Linked DNA regions of Homo sapiens: region 2 is linked to region 1. A link is a contact called in ENCODE Hi-C or POLR2A ChIA-PET data. All regions are on one chromosome and are shown on one strand. The core of a region is the stretch at or near the end of the contact, and the rest is flanking DNA. Distances in the headings are between cores, read along the strand shown.

Region 1 (2,542 bases), core at 24-2,523:
AGCCTGCCTGAGGGGGCTTTTGGCCACATGTGACAACAGATGAGCTTCTGGTTGTTCCTCTCTGCCCTTAGCACTGGGTGTCACTGCAGGGAGGGTGGATCCCTTTAGAGACTTGTAGGGGCCAGGAATTAATCACCTGGCTGAAGGAGGGTGGGGGTGGAAGTTGAGAGGAAGAGAGGGGCAAGAGCACGAAAAGTTTGACAGAGGGGAGGAAAGAGAGGGATCTTTTTGGCTCAGCAATTCTCAGACTCCCTCAGAATCCAGCTCTTCATCCTTGGCTGTCCTGAAAGTATCCTTTTGTAGAGACTGATGTAACGCCTCGGCTGAGCCCCAGACGTTTTGTGCATTAGTGCATTGCCTTTGCACATTTTGGGAGCTGGAGGGTTGGAATCCCAGACACTTATGTTTACAGTGGGACTGCAGATTTCTCTGTTAACAGATTGGAGGAGCAGTGGCATTTGCATGCAGGAGAGTCGTTGTTTCGGAGGCAGGAGAATGCTGGGTCTGGGCTCTATGTTGGGAATGGGTAGCACTTGGCAACTTCACTGTCAGACCCGAAGCCTCCAATCTCAGAACGCCCATCTGAATGGGAGCCGGCAGAGGGCTCACGCAGCACGCAGCCCCATCCTGTGTGTCCAGCCTGCAGCAGGGCGGGGAGGGAGAGCTTCTTTTCTTTTTTCTCTTCTCTTCTTTTCTTCATCTTTACGCTGTCTTCAGAGTTAGGGGGTTACATTTTGGATGCTTCCCCTCAAAAGGCAGCTTGTTTTGAATAAGCATGCCCACCCCAACCATGCTTTTGAATCACACAGTGACTTTATTCATAAGGTCGCTCCTTTCAAGGCAATAGATGAGGAATGAGGAGTCTGGGCCCACAGTGAAATCATCACTAGCTAAACCCAAAGCAGGGATGCTAGCAAGAGAAGTCGACATCTTCCTCCAAAAAGGATTTATTTTTAAGCAATGAGAAGAAGACAAGGCGTGTGTGTCTGTGTGTGTGTGCTACATTCACGTGCCAAGCATGGCATAACTCTGCACGAAGACTACAAGCAACTTGAACTTGGCTTTGGTGACGCCCTGTGTATTTTTCTAATAAACAAAAACACAAAAACAGAATTTCTAAACCCTGGCCCCACCTCCAGAAAGGTCCTCCTCCTCCTTCTCCTCCTCCTTGTCAGACAGTTTCACTTCTGCCATGTTTTTTCATTTCTCCTTTAGGTTCTCGTGCCTTTTTGAATACCTTTGTAGTGAGGAGCCGGCTGCCTCCCCACCTCTTCTCACTTCTGCTGTTTTGTGATCTTGCCGTTTTAATGAGAGCACAGTCAATAACTATGGAGAGGTGCTGACGACATTACAAAGGAACTCGCCCTTAACAAGTCAACTGTAGACGAGGTGCCAACGGGATGGACAAGAGGATTAAAGTATTTATGCCAAAATATCAGAAGCACACGCAGAATTAGCTCCCTTCGTGTTAGATATTTTACTTTTGGCAAGTCCGTATTTAAAAATCTTTTATCCTTGTTTTGCTTAAAGTATTACAATAAGCCCTGGATTTTTCACAGTTACACTTGTATATTTTCACAGCTGTTTTAATCAGAAAAAATTAATGTGCTTTTGATAGCTCAGAAATCTATCACTGGCAAAAGCTTTGCAAAGATGTGCTATGGAGCAGAGTGGAATCCTCAACATCATACATTTTACTGGCTATTTGAAATTCATAGAATTTCCCCTAAATATTTTCTTTTGCAATTCTTGCCTAAATTAATCTAACAGCTCGGGCTGACATCTTTGATAATCTCTTTTGTTATGAATGCAGGGATTGTTATTGTTAACGTTCTTTGGTAACCCAATGTGAACTGTCTGTTACTGGAGGAAAATACAATTGCTATTTTTGGGTGTATTGGAAGCATTTACTAAAATAAAATATATGCCATAATGGATAGGCAGGACTGGTACTCTCGTTGGTGGCTTTATAGTTACTGGCTTAACCAAGGTGCTCCCCTGGATTTTCACCAGCAGCTCATAAAAGAACTTGACTTTTGCTTTTCAAGGTCTGAGACTCATACAGATCCATGGACACTGCATCTCGGGCATGGTGACAGCACATGGCCTTGGACCCAAATGCTGGGTACACATCATTCACTGGGCAAGAGAGGGAACTAGGAGTAAAGTTCCTGGCAGCATGTCAACAACACCAACACCAAAAATAATTAAAAAAACAAAGCAATACAAAAACAACTTGCAACAAGGGAAGGGAAAGATGGGAAAGGAACAAAAGAGATGAACAAAAGTCTCCATTTGCCCAGGTTTGCCTGGCAAAGAAGAGGCTGGTTTCAAGGGGAGGGGGAATCAGTGGATTAATGTGAACTTTAATACCGAAGCAGTGTGTGTTTATTGCTGGTGACCACAAGACATAAATCTTGCAAGCACAATATACAATGCGATGCAGCCCCCAGTTTTTTTTTTCCATCTCCAGTCTCAATTTGTGTGTAAGTGTGTGTTAAGTGCTGGTGAAAAATAGTGACCTTTAATAAAGGATTGTATC
Region 2 (2,542 bases), core at 19-2,518, 98 kb before region 1:
GCTCAGTGGGGGAGCTTTTGAGCCAGGATGAGCCAGGAGAAGGAATTTCACAAGGTAATGTCATCAGTTAAGGCAGGAACAAGTCATTTTCACTTCTTTTGTGATTCTTCAGTTACTTCAGGCCATCTGGATGTATACATGCAGGTCACAGGGGATATGATGGCTTAGGTTGGGCTCAGAGGCCTGACAATGTACCCATAAATCTCCTTTGTAATTCCTGCTTCTGGCAGTGAGGTTTCAGAAAAAGTTTGTTTCTGGAGTGTGTTATCTTCTTCCCTGTATCTTCCATTATATGCCACCTTGTAGGCATTGGAGGGGACTTCTGCTCTATTTTCACTGTGTTCTTATAAGCCTTCAAGCAGATAGGGTGAGTATTACCGTCCTCATTTGAGAGAGAAAACCATGGGTGGAGAAGTTCAGTGATTTGCCTGATGAGTAAGGAATAGGTGGTTTAAAAACCATGTCCCTGATTTCTGGTTTATAGCCCATCCCATCTCACCAAAATACCTGGGAAGGCCAAAGCTGGCTTGAAGCAAATGGCAGGGAAAGGGAGTCTGGTTATAGAGGGGATTTTGATGAGAAGTCACTAAGCTTTCTTAATAATGTCTTGTGTTGATAGATGCACAGGAAAGGAGGAGGCATCGGGGGGACTTGAAGACCAAATTCTGACTTTCTGGCACAGCCAACTGATTGACTTCTAAGAGCTCCAGTTCTGTGACGTAAATGGCTCTGGTGACAGACAGGAGAGGACAAACATTACTAAAAAAAAAAAAAAGTGGGGGGAGATGTGATGTAGCCAAAAGGTCAACAGCCTTGAGGACAGAAGACCTGATTTTTTTCGTAGTCTTAGGGTGCTACCAATTCACTGTTTAACTCTGTGACCTCAGTCTTTCCAGTTCTTGTTTTGCTCATCTATAAAATGTGGACTAGATGATCTCTGAGACCTTTCTAGCTCTTTCTAGAAGGAAGCTAAAGTCAGACAGACATGAAATCAACTTCCATTCTATTCTTTGGCGATTGTTCACCAGATCCCAGACTCTAGGAACCCTAGCTTGTCCTAGAAATCTCAAGTTCTGGGGATCTTGCAACTTTCCCTGATTGTGAAACAGTGACCTTGGCTATGAGAAGAAAACTGGCCTCTCCCGAGTCACCACTTCCTTGTGCCACTGCCAGAATACATGACACCAGCCAAGAGTTCGCATTCATCATCCTCACGTCTGCCTGTGACTCTACACCATTCCTTGCCTTCTGCTTTACCCTCTCTCGCTTGGCTTTCACCCTCCCCGCCCCCAATCACAGCCGCATTGCCAGAGATAAGCACATAGTTTACTATGGCTCAGGAACCATGGGGAAATGCAAGATAGGTTCCTTGTCCTCCAGGAGCTTAAAACATAACAGGGAGAGAAATTGATCAATAGTCAATGCAAATCCAATCAAAATCCCAGCAGGCTTTTTTTGTTGAAATTGACAAACTGATTCTAAAATGTATGTGGAAATGCAAATGCCTAAAATAGTTAAAGCAATTTTGAAAAAGAAAAACACATTTGGAGGACTTATACAGTGCTATCTGACTTCAAAACTTGTGGTGTTAGTGTACAGACAGACAGGATCAATAGAACAAAGTCCAGAGATAGACCCATGCATATAAGATTAACTGAATTTTGACAAAGATGCACAAGCAGTTTAATGGGGGAAAGGGCAATCTTTTCATCAAAGGAGCTGGAATAATTAGAATTTATATGCAAAAAAAGAACTTCAACCTACAAGTCACACCACACACAAAAGTTAACTTAAAGTGGATCACAGATCTAAATGCAGGGCAACAACTATAAAAGAAAACATGGAGAAAATCGATGTGACCTTGCATTAGAGAAATGCTTTTTTTTTTTTGAGATGGAGTTTTGCTCTTATTGCCCACACTGGAGGGCAATGGCACGATCTTGGCTCACTGCAAGCTCTGCCTCCCGGGTTCAAGCGATTCTCCTGCCTCAGCCTCCTGAGTAGCTGGGATTACAGACATGTGCCACCATGCCTAGCTAATTTTGTATTTTTAGTAGAGACGGGGTTTCTCCATGTTGGTCAGGCTGGTCTGAAACTCCCGACCTCAGGTGATCCGCCAGCCTCGGCCTCCCAAAGTGTTGGGATTACAGGCGTGAGCCACCGTGCCCGGCCTGAGAAATAATTTTTAAATAGGACACACATGCACACACAAACCAAACTATTAAATAAAAAATTGATAAATCAGGCATTATCGAAGTTTAAAACTTTTGCTCTTCGAAAGACACTGTTAATAAAGTAAAAAGACAAGACAGACTGGGAGAAAGTTTTTGCAAAAAATACATCTGATAAAGAACTTGTATCCGGAATAAATAAAGCACTCTCAAAAGTCAATAGTAAGAAATCAATGCAACACAATGAAAATGAGCGAAAGATTTGAACAGACATTCCACCAAAGAAGGCATGGCAAATAAACACATGGAAAGATGCTGAACATCATTAGTCATTAGGGAAATGCAAATTAAAACCACAAGGAGATATCACT

The links. A loop is a pair of places that touch in the nucleus more often than their neighbours do. ChIA-PET counts read pairs that join two places held with the same protein, here RNA polymerase II (POLR2A). Pooled maps may share reads with other maps.
Region 2: a map with no recorded cell type shows a loop between it and region 1 (2.0-fold over the local background). The contact joins two enhancer-like sites. A Hi-C loop is called at or near these places in 8 of 37 single-sample maps with no recorded cell type and 5 of 50 pooled maps. POLR2A ChIA-PET finds 5 or more read pairs at or near these places in 3 of 52 experiments (B cell, OCI-LY7 and activated B cell).

Annotation. Positions count from the first base shown.
Region 1 is chr2:60,316,747-60,319,288 of GRCh38, reverse strand. No RefSeq gene overlaps it. Among named protein-coding and RNA genes, the nearest start is that of MIR4432, 69 kb to the left of the region's middle. RefSeq lists an enhancer at 1,163-1,222. Within about 2 kb of position 1,273, at least 5 of the 41 ENCODE cell types and tissues checked have a DNase peak (open chromatin) inside an H3K27ac peak, as active enhancers do.
Region 2 is chr2:60,415,082-60,417,623 of GRCh38, reverse strand. All of the region lies in intron 2 of LOC124906010, which reads left to right. Among named protein-coding and RNA genes, the nearest start is that of MIR4432HG, 25 kb to the right of the region's middle. Within about 2 kb of position 1,268, at least 6 of the 41 ENCODE cell types and tissues checked have a DNase peak (open chromatin) inside an H3K27ac peak, as active enhancers do.